4 separate regions of the Homo sapiens genome follow, and regions 1, 2 and 3 are each linked to region 4. Evidence: chromatin contacts called from ENCODE Hi-C or POLR2A ChIA-PET data. All regions are on one chromosome and are shown on one strand. The core of a region is the stretch at or near the end of the contact, and the rest is flanking DNA. Distances in the headings are between cores, read along the strand shown. Region 1 holds the start of CBX8 (chromobox 8). Region 2 holds the start of BAIAP2-DT (BAIAP2 divergent transcript). Region 3 holds the start of BAHCC1 (BAH domain and coiled-coil containing 1). Region 4 has its middle 21 kb from the start of NPTX1.

What was found. A loop is a pair of places that touch in the nucleus more often than their neighbours do. ChIA-PET counts read pairs that join two places held with the same protein, here RNA polymerase II (POLR2A). Pooled maps may share reads with other maps.
Region 1: a loop to region 4 is called in a pooled map, with 12 times the contacts of the local background. The contact joins the promoter of CBX8 here to the enhancer-like site in region 4. A Hi-C loop is called at or near these places in 3 of 50 pooled maps. POLR2A ChIA-PET finds 5 or more read pairs at or near these places in 4 of 52 experiments (A549, Caco-2, activated B cell and 1 more).
Region 2: a map of ascending aorta shows a loop between it and region 4 (20-fold over the local background). The contact joins the promoter of BAIAP2-DT here to the enhancer-like site in region 4. A Hi-C loop is called at or near these places in 3 of 168 maps with a recorded cell type or tissue (CD4-positive, alpha-beta T cell, ascending aorta and naive thymus-derived CD4-positive, alpha-beta T cell), 4 of 37 single-sample maps with no recorded cell type and 12 of 50 pooled maps. POLR2A ChIA-PET finds 5 or more read pairs at or near these places in 3 of 52 experiments (CD4-positive, alpha-beta T cell, HepG2 and MCF 10A).
Region 3: a pooled map shows a loop between it and region 4 (4-fold over the local background). The contact joins the promoter of BAHCC1 here to the enhancer-like site in region 4. A Hi-C loop is called at or near these places in 1 of 37 single-sample maps with no recorded cell type and 4 of 50 pooled maps. POLR2A ChIA-PET finds 5 or more read pairs at or near these places in 1 of 52 experiments (activated CD4-positive, alpha-beta T cell).

Annotation. Positions count from the first base shown.
Region 1 is chr17:79,794,874-79,798,326 of GRCh38, reverse strand. It overlaps CBX8 (chromobox 8), which reads left to right and starts at 1,250. Exons shown (of 5, transcript NM_020649.3): 1 at 1,250-1,397; 2 at 1,787-1,830; 3 at 2,012-2,077; 4 at 2,204-2,270; 5 at 2,769-3,453. The coding sequence starts at 1,329. RefSeq lists silencers at 612-771, 802-1,011, 1,172-1,551 and enhancers at 923-1,217, 2,465-3,205.
Region 2 is chr17:81,033,181-81,036,321 of GRCh38, reverse strand. It overlaps BAIAP2-DT (BAIAP2 divergent transcript), which reads left to right and starts at 1,603. Exons shown (of 2, transcript NR_026857.1): 1 at 1,603-1,757; 2 at 2,924-3,141. It overlaps BAIAP2 (BAR/IMD domain containing adaptor protein 2), which reads right to left and starts at 1,171. Exons shown (of 14, transcript NM_001144888.2): 1 at 1,014-1,171. The coding sequence starts at 1,067. RefSeq lists an enhancer at 359-1,354 and a silencer at 1,226-1,535.
Region 3 is chr17:81,394,180-81,397,593 of GRCh38, reverse strand. It overlaps BAHCC1 (BAH domain and coiled-coil containing 1), which reads right to left and starts at 2,137. Exons shown (of 28, transcript NM_001377448.1): 1 at 1,959-2,137. RefSeq lists enhancers at 182-790, 791-1,399.
Region 4 is chr17:80,453,531-80,456,790 of GRCh38, reverse strand. No RefSeq gene overlaps it. Among named protein-coding and RNA genes, the nearest start is that of NPTX1, 21 kb to the left of the region's middle. RefSeq lists silencers at 1,608-1,867, 2,128-2,337 and an enhancer at 1,545-2,374. Within about 2 kb of position 1,895, at least 39 of the 41 ENCODE cell types and tissues checked have a DNase peak (open chromatin) inside an H3K27ac peak, as active enhancers do; they include CD4-positive, alpha-beta T cell and ascending aorta, where a contact is called at or near this core.

The DNA of each region.
Region 1 (3,453 bases), core at 1-2,500, 660 kb after region 4:
GACCCGGCGACGTCCCCCAGCTTCCCGCGCTGGCGTTTCTCGCAGGATGTCCGCCGCCCACGTTGGGAAGAGCGGTGGACAGGAAGTGCGCGGGCCGGGCGCCGGGGTTCGGGGAAAGCCAGACGCACCCCCAGCCGCTCGCCCCATCCTCTGCCGGCTCCGCCCAGATGCCCTTAGCCCACCCAGGCCCCGAGCAGGGGGCGGCGAGGGGAAGGCGAGGTTCGGGGCCGAAGCCTGGCGGGGGCGGGCAGCTTGGGCTAAGGGCAGGGGCAGGTGGCTGCGGGCGTCGGGGATGGTCGGGGGGCAGGAAGAAGCCGCGCGACATCCTCTGTGGGGTCCTGGGCTGCAGCCGGGCTCCGGAGGGAACAGCCCGGCCTCCACCAGGTCTGTGTTCGGCTTCGGAGCCGGGGACGAGCGCTCCAGCCAGCCCGGCTCGCAGGGCCCGGAGGGTGGCCGAGGGCAGGGCCGCGCGACAGGAGCCTGAGACACATGCACATTGATTTGTTAGCGGGACCCGGCTTGGGGGGGGGGGGGACGTTGCCATGGAGACCGGGGGTCGGGTGTGCGGCTCCGGGGGAGGGGGGCGGGGGCCGGGGGAGAAGCCAGCCGATGGGCGCGCCGCAGGCTCTCGGGGTTCGGGCGCGGCCCGCGGCGCCCCAGCACCTGTGCATTGTGCATTGTGCGGCGCGGGCGGCTGGGGGAGGGGACCGCGCGAGTCCTGGGCGGTGGGGGTGGGGCGGCGGGCCGGGGTCTGCCGAGGGGCGGAGCCGGGCTGACATCGCCGCGGGGATCCCAGCGAGAGCTGTGGGGGACGCCGAACGCCGGAGGGACAACTTGGTGGCGGGGGAGGGGGGCCCCGGCGAGGACAGAGGGCGGCCTGCCCCCCTCGCCAGCCCCGCAGACTGACAGCGGCCGGGCCCGCCTTCCCCTGGCGTCACTTCCGGCGGCGCCCCCTCCCACTCGCGCGCTCGGTCTCTGGAGTCGCCTCGGACTCCGCCCCCTGGCGATTGGAACGCTGGTCACGTAGCAACGCGGGGGAGAAAGGCAGAGGGGCGTGGCTCGGAGCTCGTCCAATCAGCGTGCGGGGGCGCAGGCCTCCGGCCGCTCGGCTTTAGCAACGTCGTTAGCAACACGTGGGGCGGGAGGAAGCACTGGGCGGAGGGGAGGGGGCCGAGCGGAGGAGCGCGGGAGGGGGGCCGCGGGAGGGAGCGAGAGCGCCGGGAGGGGGAGGAGAACTGACGTCAGCGGGAGAGTATTATGGTCTGTCGTGCGCTGGCTGCTGCTTTTCTGCTCCTGGAAGCGGCCAAGGGGGGAAGCGGCGAGTCAACATGGAGCTTTCAGCGGTGGGGGAGCGGGTGTTCGCGGCCGAAGCCCTCCTGAAGCGGCGCATACGGAAAGTAGGTGCCCCCGGGCCTAGGGCCTCCGTGCGGCCGGGCCCTCCCCTCCCGGCCCGGGTTCCCTCCCCCTGCTGCAGCCCAGCTTCCCTTCCCCCAGGTCCCAGCAGCGGCCGCGGCCGTGGCGGCGGCGGCGGCGGCAGCTCTGAGCCCAGGCGCTTTCCTTAGACTTGCAGCGATGCACGGATTGCATGGGTGGGGGGCGGGGTGGGGAATGAATGCCGGTGCATGCACTTTGTGCAGCATTAGGTGCAGGGGTGATGCAGCGGGCGCGTGCCTTTTGCGGCGGGGTTTCGAGCATTCATCTGGTGCATGCATTTTCGCATGCATTTCTTGTATCCTCGTCATGCGTTTCTCCCCATGCACACACATTATCGCCTTTGCACCCGCAGGGACGCATGGAATACCTCGTGAAATGGAAGGGATGGTCGCAGAAGTAAGTAGGTTATATGCAATTCTCAACCCCAGACTGTTATTCGGGAGGTTTCTTTCTTCCTCTTTTTGCCTTTACATTGAAATACAATACAATGCAATGAGAAAAGTTACACACACACACACCCCCTCTGCTCTCACCCTGCTCCTGGGACTGATGCCCACTTCTTCCTGATTCCCTTTAGGTACAGCACATGGGAACCGGAGGAAAACATCCTGGATGCTCGCTTGCTCGCAGCCTTTGAGGAAAGGTACAGACCCTTCCAAGTCCCAGCCGCTCACTTAGAAACAAGTAGAGTGGCTTCTTTCCAGCCTGGACTAGAGTCCCACTTGCTTTCTTTACTCACGCACCCTTTCTCCTTTTCTTCTTTCTCCAGGGAAAGAGAGATGGAGCTCTATGGCCCCAAAAAGCGTGGACCCAAGCCCAAAACCTTCCTCCTCAAAGTAGGTTGGCAGTGTCCAATGGTGGAGGACCATGTTATGGAGTGATTTGTGGGAAGGGGGCTCTGAGGGCTGTGAGCCAATGGGGTGTCCACACATGTTGCCTATTTGTAATGTAGGAGGGAGTTCCCTGACAAGATGTCACCAAGTCAGTAGCAGCACCAACTGTGTCTGGGGGGACGGGCTTGGCCACACTAGAATTCCTTTACGCTCCCCCTCCCAAATGGACACAATAATCAAATGCAAAAAGTGTACTTTTTGCAAATGACTACTTCCAGCCAAATCTTCTACCTCTTCTCTCATCCTTCTACCTCTCAGCTCCAACAGCCATCCCACCCATTCATCCAGCCATCCACCCACCCACCCACCCACCCATCCATGCATCCATGTAGAAATTCCCAGGCATCATAGGGTAAAGATAGGAGGTCAGGGATAGAGGAGGAGTCCTGTGGGGGTGGACAGGGCCCTGCCCCACTCTTGAGACCATCTTCTCTCCTGCAGGCGCAGGCCAAGGCAAAGGCCAAAACTTACGAGTTTCGAAGTGACTCAGCCAGGGGCATCCGGATCCCCTACCCTGGCCGCTCGCCCCAGGACCTGGCCTCCACTTCCCGGGCCCGGGAGGGCCTTCGAAACATGGGTTTGTCCCCGCCAGCGAGCAGCACCAGCACCAGCAGCACCTGCCGCGCAGAGGCCCCTCGGGACCGGGACCGAGACCGGGATAGGGACCGGGAGCGGGATCGAGAAAGGGAGAGGGAGCGAGAGAGGGAGCGGGAACGTGAGAGGGAACGAGAGCGGGGTACCAGCAGAGTGGATGACAAGCCCAGCTCACCGGGGGACAGCTCGAAGAAGCGAGGCCCCAAGCCCCGGAAGGAGCTCCCGGACCCCTCACAGAGGCCCTTAGGCGAACCCAGCGCCGGCCTCGGAGAGTACCTCAAGGGCAGGAAGCTGGACGACACCCCTTCCGGGGCAGGAAAGTTTCCAGCCGGCCACAGTGTGATCCAGCTGGCCCGAAGACAGGACTCGGACCTGGTGCAGTGTGGTGTGACCAGCCCTAGCTCAGCTGAGGCCACGGGCAAACTGGCTGTGGACACCTTCCCGGCCAGGGTGATAAAGCACAGGGCTGCCTTCCTGGAGGCCAAAGGCCAGGGTGCCCTAGATCCCAATGGCACCCGGGTCCGACATGGCT
Region 2 (3,141 bases), core at 354-2,853, 580 kb before region 4:
CACTGAACCTGCAGACAGTTTTGAAACAAAGCACATCTGTAAGAGATCGCCCAGGACCCAGGGACACCCAGAGCAGGGGTTTCTCCTCTGAGAAAATGCTCCCCGGCAGCTGCCGGGCTCAGGCGTGGGGGTCTGGACCGAGAACGGATGCTGAAGAAAGAGAAAACCAAGGGCCTGTTTGTCGGTATCCCAGCCACAAAAACGACTGGGGAGGGGGCGGCAGGGGAGGCTTCCAGCGGTGCTCTGCGGCCCTTGGATGTGAACCTGTCATTTCGCAGACGAGAACGTGGATGCCACTCTTAACACATCTGAAGCAAAGGCAGGCACGTCAGCCTCCTACACAATTAGTCTTCTCTCTCCGCGGTTACATAAGATGATAGATTATCCGTCCACCCATCCAGCCTGCCCGCGCTCCGACCTCCCACCTTAGGCCCCAGCATGGGCGCCGGGCAGGAGTTGTGGGAAGGGAAAGCCTGTTGAGAATGAAGTGCCCGAGGCTCGCGCAACCGCGCCTGGAGGAGCCCCACGGTGCCACCGCGCCGACCGCGGCCTTCAGACAGCCCCCATGCCGTCCTGGCCGCCGCAACCCCTGGGCCCGCCGCCCCCGCCGCCCCGGCCCTGCCCGGGTGTGCTACGACCCCGACCGGTCCGAGGGCTTCCGGGGCCCGGCGCGCGGCTCCGTTCCCGCCGACGCCAAGGCGAGCGCGCGGGGGCCGAGCAGGGCCGTCGGAGCGGGGAGTGCTCCCCGGGCCTGGGGCTGGGGACTGACCGGGCCGCGGCGCGCATGGGATGGGGGGGCCCGGGCGGGGGTGGCCACCTGTGAGCGGCCGGCGCCGGGCTCACCACCCCAGCAGCCCGGGTCCCGGGTGGCCGCGCCGGGAAGACCCCCAAAGTCCCAGCCTCCTGGCCCGGCGCGCGGCCCCGGGGCCGCCCTGGTCGGGCTCGGGCGCGCGGGCGGCGCGCGACCCAGGCGCACACGGAGCGGGCTCAGCTCGGCGCCGGGGGGCGCTCACCTTATAGACATTTTCCGTGAGCCGGTGCATCTCCTCTGAGCGAGACAGAGACATGGTCCTGGGTCCCGGCTGCACCACAGACCGGAGCGGGGGACGCAAGCGGCGGCAGCAGCGGCGGTAACGGCAGCAGGACGGAGACGAAAGCGGACCCGAACCACAGAGCCCGGCGTCCGGCGGCGGCCACCTTTATAGCCGCCTCAGGCCCCGCCCCGCGGCAGTCCCCGCCCCTGCGTCCCGCCCCCGTTGCGCCCGCATCACCGCCCCCGACCACCCGCCCCCGCCCGGCGCTGCCGCTGCTAGGCAACCGCCAGGCCCCGCCCCCGCACCGCCCTTTCCATTGGTGGGTTCCGGAGAAGGGGGAGGGGGGCGGGATCGGAGGTGGGGCCTAGTGGCCGACTCCAGGCAGCGATTGGTCTGCGGCGGCGTCGATCCTGGGGGAGGAGAGGGGAGGCGCGGCGCGGGCTGGGGCCCTGGGAGCAGCCTGAGGGGGCCCGGGCAACAGCCGGGCTGGGGGCGGGGAGGCGGGGGCGGGGTGGCGCAGGAAGAAGGAGCAGAAGGTGCGGGGAGGAGAGCGGGGGGCGCCGGCGGCAGCGCGCGTGGAGGCGGCACTTCGCGAAGTGGCACTTCGGGGCGGGCGGCCCGCCGGGTCGCGGCCTGGCGCTGCGGGGCGGGGAGCGGCTCGGACGCAGGACGCCGCGGGCCGGGCTTACAGGTGGGAGAGGCCCCGACCCCGCCGCTTCGCAGGTAAGCCCGCCGGGCGGGCGGCGACCCCCCGGCCGGCCCCTCGGGGCAGAGAGGAGAACCCTGGGGGAGGGGGTGCTGCAGGAGGACCCTGGAGAGAGCTCGGCCCTGGAGTGGGGGACGACTTGGAGAAGGAGGATTTCGGGGGAGCATCGTGAGGAGAGGACTTGGAGGGAGGATCCTGCAGAAGGTGAACTCTGGGGAGGACCCCAGACAGGCAGACAGCGCTTGGGGGCTTGGGGCCGGGATTCTGGAGAGGGGAGGACCCTGGGAGAGGAGGGTTGGGGAAGAGGATCTTGGAGGAGGGCCCTGGGAAGGAGGATCTGGAGAGGGGACAGGGGAGTGTCCTGCTGGAAGGCCTGGGGACAGGGCGACCCTTAGGGACGGGGAGGACCCTCCTGCCGTCAGAAGATTCTCGTTGGAGGCAGTTTACTGAGAGAGAGAGGTCTCGGGAAGGAAGGGTCGAGGGCAGTAGGAAACGAGGGGCCCGGAGGACTCTCATGCGGTGGAAAGCCCTAGGGGGTGGGGGAACCTTGTAGGAGGAATGGAGGAGTCAGAGCTGCCTCCAATTTTTAGGAAGGGTCCTGCTTAAGGGTCCTCCCAAGGGGAGATTCTGCCGGGGAAGCTGGCCGAGTTGGCACACAGGTCTCCCGGTACAATTCCCGTGGAGAAATATTTACATAAATTAGGCTAACATAGAGGAATTATTTGTTTTACGTTGTGAAACACCAGATCTGAGCGTTTCCGTTTAATGAAACCTCTCAGTCTCCCAGCCTCCCATCCCTGCAAAATCATTCATTCATTCATTCCTTCAACGAGTCAGGCCCCTGGGGGAGACGCAGTTGTGCTGGCTGGCCGGCAGATCCCCAGACTGGCACGGGCTCAGGCCGATGGAAAGACCAGGGAAGTAAGATTCAGGAAGCATTGCCTCCCTCCCACCACAGCCCCGCGCCTCCTCTCCTCCGGCTGAATTTCCTTCCAGCTACTGGCCCTGGCTGCTTCCTTTTTCTTTATTGTCTCCAGTGTTTGGGGGTAGATCCCTGTGTATTTATTTTCTAGGATTCTTTTGGTGGTAAATGACAGAAAGCTCGCTCAAACTGGCCCTAACAAATGAGGGCATTTACCTGAAGGTAGGAGCATCTCCACTGACCCTGACCCCCTTCTTCTAGGCCAGCTTCCTGCTGTGTTCCCTGCACCCACCGATCTCACACGCAGCCCTAGGACAGACGTCCACTGGCCTGAGTTGGGTCTGGGGCCAACACGGAGCAGGTGGGGGTAGAGCAGCTCTGCTCGCCTGGAGGAAAGTTGAATGGCTGGAACCAAGATGACAGATGGAGGCTGGCAGGCAAACACGGGAGGCCTCCTCACTCCAAGAGGGGAGTCAGCC
Region 3 (3,414 bases), core at 888-3,387, 940 kb before region 4:
CCCGAGCCCCGGAGGGCGCCGGGCGGGACAAAGGGAAAGAAGGAAAGGGAGGGAGGTCAGAAACCTGCAGCTTCAAAGGCGCCGAAGGCCGGAGAGGGGCCGGGGGCTGCGCACGCGGGGGTGCCAGGCTTCCTGGCGGCCTCCAGGGAGTCGTGTGTGCTGTGCTTTTGTTTTGTGGTTGTTTTTTTTTTTTTTTTTCTCTCCAATAAGAAATTTCAAAGTTGAGAAAGCGCGAGCTGCCGGCGATTCTCGGGACGCGGGCTCGGCTACGAAGCAACAATTTTAATCTCCCACCCCCTGCGGGCGGATCGCAGGCCCGATTGTTCCTTTCTCACCAGCCTGCTCGACTTTTTAAGCAAACAGGAGGTGGATTACTGTCGCCTGCCTGCGCCGCCACGGCTCTGACCGGATTGGAGAGAGCTTTTCTTTGTGTTCTCTCCTCCCGGGGAGAGGCCGCGCCGCGCCTCCGCGTCTGCCCGCGCCGGGCTTCGGGGGCCTGGGGAGCCTGAGGCGGCCAGGAAGTGGGGCGAGGAAGGGCGGCCACACGGCCCGAGCTGGGAGTCCCACAGTCCCGCAGCGGCGACGCCGCCACCCGCCGAGTGCCGAGGCCCGGGGCCCACTCCCAGCCCAGCTCCAGGAGAGGCCGCGCCGGAGGACCGCGAGGACGGCGCCGCAGCGCCAGGTCGGGCTGAGGTAAGGGAGGAAATGGAGCGAAAAGTGGCGGCGGGCAGAGGGCCCCGGGCGGGCGGAGAATCGCTGACGAGGGCATTTCGGAAGGAACTGAACCTAGGAGCACAGGGCTCCCTCCCGGGAAGGCAGGGCGTGACCCTGGAGCCGCCGGTCCCTCTTGCCGCGGCCCCAGGCGTGGCTGGCGCGCTCCAGGATCTGGAGCTTCTACAAGTTTGCTTTGTTTCCTGCTTTTGCATCTAAAAACCCGCTCTCTCCTCGCCCGCCTGCCGGAGACCAGGACTCTGGCCCGTCTGCCTCCCTCCGGCGTCGTCTCCGGGAGCGCGGGCGCGGTGGGGCCTGCAGGCCGGGCTGGGACCAGGCGCGCCTTGGGGCGCGAGTGGCTCGGCCGTCGCCGCAGAACCCGCTCCCTGCGAAACAGCCGCACCCGCTCCCTGGGAGAGTCATGAGAACTGGGGTCGCGCCTGACCCCCGCGCCCGAAGAAAACCAGCCCGCGGACCCCGCCACACGGGCCGTGACCCGAGCCCCGCGCGCCGTCCCGAACGCGCGCGGTGAAAACGCCCCGCTGCGCCGGCCTTGCTCGGTCCCCCTCCTCCACCCCCACTTCTCCGGAAAAAAAAAATTCTGAATTGGGAACGAAGACCCGAAAAACTCGCCATGACCATTCCCCTCCCCGGCCCCTAGCTTCGGCCCGGAAGGCCCCTCAGGGCAGCGGCCGTGGGTACCACGACCCGGCCAGTTCCCCTCGCCGCGGACCGACCGGGCAGGGCCAACCCAGGACTGTTCCGGGGAGGGGAGCAGGGTAGGGGAGCGAATGTTGGGGTTCGTTCGTGGGTCACCCAGAACTGGGCGCACGCTGGCGGCGCCCGGACTTCGCCTACTGTCCGCCCGGTGCCACCCGCGCGGCTCGCGCCAGACGCAGCCTGGCGGTCCCTGTCCTGTCTTCGAGTATTTGTTTTTAATGCTGGGTGTCGATCGAGACAACAAGCGCTCAGAGCAAAGCAAGGATGCATTACGGGGGTAATTTTAAACCGATCGATAAGATTTTTCAGAGAAAAAAAAATCGCTCATAGTCCATATTTTTTAAGAAAAAAAAAAGCCTCAACATTTTAACGGATTTTGTTAAAAGGGAAGATATATACTTCTTAACATCACAATCCTGAATTTCTTTTGCTAAAAAAAATGTAAAACCCCAAAGCCAGAATAAAAAATAAAATAATAATAAAAATACAAAAACAAAAAAAAAATGAAAGCAATTTCAGTTACTTACTGGAGGCTGTTTCCTGGATACAACTGAATGCAATACAATTAAATCAGTAAATGTGACTTTGTTTTGTATTCCTATTGGTATTTTCAATGTGCTGACTGTTGCACTGTAAATGCACCGCTTCCACAACAACGACTCTAGCGAGCCCATCCAGAGCGGCTCTCAAACCTGCAGCCTGGCGCGGCGAGCCACGGGCCCTGCATACTAATAAGCTCGTGCCACTCAGCCCGGAACAGCCAGCGCGCTGATTGGCCGCGCAGCCCTCCACGGCCGGGAGCTCGTGCCACTCATTCGGCGTAAACAGGCCTCCCAATAGGCTGGCGCCGGGCCAGGGAACTGCCAATCAGGAAGCAGCGGGGCTACTACCAAGCCCGATGGCGCCTAATTCAAGCCCGGCGACTGCGCAGCTCCTCTGCGCAGATCATTGCTGCTGAATGGGAATGTGGTGGCGCAGGGCGGGAGAGGGAGCTGGAGCGAGCGAGTGCGCGTGTCCCGGCGGAGGGGGAGGCGTAGACACAGACACAGACACACACACACACATATATGTTTAATCCAGCAGGTCTAACGTTTGGCTTCTGCCGCACAGAAGGCCAAGGGAAGAAACACCACCACCCCTTAAAAGTAGCTGCTTTTTCTCCCTGGAATCTGTCTGGCAGGTGGCAGGTAGGCCAGACCTCCAAGCCCAGAGGCCTCCCCAGGTTGCCTGGCCCATCTACCGCTCTGAAGCTGCTGCCTGCCCGGACCCGAGCTCGCGGATGCACGCACGCACGCCCGCTGCTTGGGCAGCAAAAGCTTTGAATAGCCCGTCCGGCTCTCTCCTCCCCATGACCTGGGGATCAGACCCTGGGAAGTGAGTTCTGAGTCTCCAGCCGTCTACATTACTGGCTCTCAATTTTATCTCCCTCTGCCACACTTTGCAACAGAGCAGCTACTAAAATGAAAATCAGGGATTTATTGAGAAGACAAGGATTGCCCTTTCTTCATCTACACCTAGATTTAGAAAATATTTTCAGTTTGGTAATGGGGGAAGCGGGTATGGTGTGGTAAACCATGTATAGTATTTCTCAATGCTGCTCCCTGTCTGCCTATCTGCTAAATCCTCACTCCAACTAAAGCAAGCCACTGAACAATTTTTATCGTAATCAGATGCAAACCACTTCTAAAATATTCCGCAAACAAATATTTCTGTTAGAATTTGGTTTCCCACCCAAATGCTATTTATTCTCAGGGAGTCGAGGTGATGTCTTAGTGGCGATGGATACATTTATTTTTGCTCCTCTTTCTCCATGTGAATCTCTGCCTCCCCCTCTGGGGGAAAAAAGGATATTTAAACTAGGAGCCAACTGACAGATTCACACGCATTCGAAATTCTCCACCGTCTCATTCCGGCAGGGACACGAAAGAGTTAAACTCAAAGCCTGTTGTCTCTCTGTTTCCCCGCCCCCACTCCCGCTCCCGC
Region 4 (3,260 bases), core at 646-3,145:
TGAAGGGAAAGACAGAATCAACCCGGCTCTGCAGGCGCCAAGGAGCCAGCACACATGGAGGCTGTGCAGTCCATTCCCCGGATGTCTGATGTGGGCGGCAGCACAACACGTTGCTTGGAGGGGCAGTGAGGTCATTCCCACAATTCTGAAGAAGGGTCAGTGGACTGTGTGCTCAGCAGGGAGGGCTGATGGGCCAGACTTGTGGATCACTGACAGCCGGGTCGGAGGGGGGGCTCACCGGGAGGGGTGTCCCCCACCACCCACTCCAGTTCACACTGCTTCTGACTTGTGCCCAGGAGAGCAAGCTAGCCTTCCAGGGGGCCAGAGTAACACTGGGCATCCTCTCGCTGCCTGCTAGGGTGAGACATATGGGACACGTGTGTAGGTGTCTGTCCTCCTTTGATTACTAGTGCTGGGTGGGGGGGGGGGTCCCCAGAGGTCCCCAGGGAGTGCAGAGGCAAAGGCTTAGCATCTGCCCTTGCTGCCTCTCTCCTGGACCAGACTGCTTCCCCTCCTTCTCCCAGGACCTGGCCGTACCTGGAGGGTGGAGCCCTCCGTTGAGCCTGCTTGCTTGAACTTCCCTTCCTCCCCTGCACTAGCAGGCCCCTCAGGCCTCATGGGGACACTCTTCCCCAACCCCCTACCTCACCCCCTCACCCCTCACCTAGAAGGAGGTCAGAAGAATTTGGTGCCATGGAAAGGAACATGGGGCATGGAGCACTTGAGGACACTCCCGGGACCCCCTCTGCAGGGGAAGGTGGAGCTCTGGGGCCAGAGGCTATGAGAGCACCAGCCAGCTCAGTGCACATTTGTCTGAGTCCGGAGTCCCAGTGCTGCTGTGAATGCGCTGAAGGGGTGAGGCAGGGATGGGGTGTTAGGGAGGAAAGAGAACTCTTTGTGAGTCACATTTCAGACGCCTCCATTCCCATTCATACATTAGGGTCTGTGGGGGACTGGGGCACATCAATATATTGTTAGAGAAAAAATGTATATGCAATATAAATGCATTAAGAAAAAAAAACACCCGAAGAAACGATTCTGACATGTTAATAGTGGTTCTATGTGGCAGTGGGATCGAGGATTTTTATACCGTACTTTCATATGTTTTCCAAATTTTCTACACCAAGCACGTGTTAGTTACGTAATTTAAAACTTATTTATTTTTAAACCAAATTCTCCAGCCAACTGTGCTTTTCCCCAGTTGCAGTAACTTTCCTTTCAGTCAGGTTTCTGGGTGAATCCAAAGAACAAGGCGGCCTCTCAAGCCCACATCATGTCACGTTCATATTTTCATTCTTCCTTCGTTGGGCCGGCTCTGCGGAGGCCGAGCGCTGGGGCTGGGGCGAGAACGGTGTCCCTGTCGTCAGGGAGTTTCCAGCTAGTGGCCTTCTCCCGCTTCTCAACCCATCCCCTCCCCTGTCCGCCGAGGTCGGGCTCTGACGGGAGCGGGCCGCCCTCCGTCTGATAGGTGCGGTCTGGGGAACTTGAGCTGCCCAGTCTCCCTCCTTCTTTCCCCTGCTGCAGACCCCAACTCTGAGCTTGGGGGACAGGGAGGCCGAAAGGGCCCTGTTAAACGCTGGGTGCTGGGAAGCCGCCCCCTCCAGGGAGCCCTCAGGACCTCAGGCCAGGGCTGGAAGCGAGAGGAGGCCGGAGCCCAGGGAAAACGGGCGACCGGGGGCGGCGCGCGTGTCAGTAAGGAGCCAGGCGGCGGGGACGGAAGCTCCGGGAGGGCGGCGGGCCGGGGCGGGTGTCAGAAGGCTCCGATTGGGCCTTCTGCGGCCCTGCTTCCCCCGCCCCCGAACCCCCCAAAAGCTGCGGGCAGCGGCAGGGCGCCTGCGACACAGGGGCGCGCCGCGCGGGACCTGAGGAAAAGCTACGGCCAAGCCCCGAGCACAGGCGCGCCGCCGCGCTGGCTCCGGGAACGCGGACGCACGGCGGGGCTGCCACAGCAACGCAGACAGGAGCGCGGCGACTGGCGGAACCGCGGAGAGGCGGGACTCAGGAGGCGTCTCGCGAGAGTTAGGCTTCGCGGGCTTCCGGCCGGTGCCGGCCGCGGGGGCCGACGGGGTTAGGCTTCCGGCGTGGGTTGTGTGGCCTCTCCCAGCTCCACGCGTTTCTGGGCGCCGGGCACTAGGCGAGCCGGCCGGGCTGGCGCGAGGCCGCAGGCGGGAAGAGTCCCCGGGGTCGGCCCCGAAGCGGCTCTGGAGGCAGTAGCCGGGGACGCCGAGGTCAGGGAGGAGGCGGATCCGAGCGCGGTCCCGCAGGGCCCTGTCCGTTCTTCCGCCTCGGCCGGTCCCGTCAGGCCGCCTTTAAATGCCCGGCGCCTCGCACCTGCTAACAAAACGAGCTCCTGCTGTTCCCCAGCTCCGTAAATGGTGCCCCTGGCCCTCCCCAGTTCTCAGGCAGAGCCTTGGCGGCCTCCCTGACCCCTAACACCCCGCATCCAGCCCGGCAGTACATCCTGTTGGCTGTGCCTTCGAAATTTCCCCAGACCTGACCTCTTCTCCCACCTCTGCCACCACCCTGCTCCGAGCCGTCTTTTCCCGCCGAGATGACTGTAGTAGCGTCTCAGCTGGGTCTCCCCGCTTCCACCTTCCCCTCCTGAGTCTCCTCAACACAGGAGCCAGAGCGATCTCGGAAAGTACAGGAGGTCATGCCCCAGTGTGGTTCCCCTTTCCTGGGTTTAAGTCAAGGTCCTCACCGTGCCTGCCGGCCTCCCGGGTCTCTGCGCGGTGGACTCTGGACCTCCCTGCCCCGTCCTGCCTCAGGGCCTTTGCACCTGCTGTTACCGCGGCCTGGAACGCTCCTCCCCTGAAACCCTGTGACTCCCACTTAGTGAGGCGACCACCTGTTGAAAACCGTGCCCCCTTCCTATACAGATGCTCCTGTCATATGGGGTTAGATTCCCCATCAACCCATCATAGGTTAAAGCATTGTAAGGCAATTTACGGTAGGTTTATCCGGATGTAACCCCATCTGTAAGCGGAGGAGTATACTGAATGTGTATGGCGTTTGTACCATGGCAAAGCCAAAATGTAAGTCAAACTCGAAGTCCAGGACGGTCTGTGGCCTGTACTCCCTTGCTTTCCCTCCCCGGCTCTTAGCGCCATCCAGCATCGTTGATAATGTAATTTGATGTGTATTGTCTGAAAGCACCAAGACGGCAGAGTTTCTCTCTTATCCAGATCACAGTGTGTGCTCAGTAAACACTAGACTGAGGGGGTGTATGAGAGGTCTTTTTTTCCTCTCTCCTTCCTCAG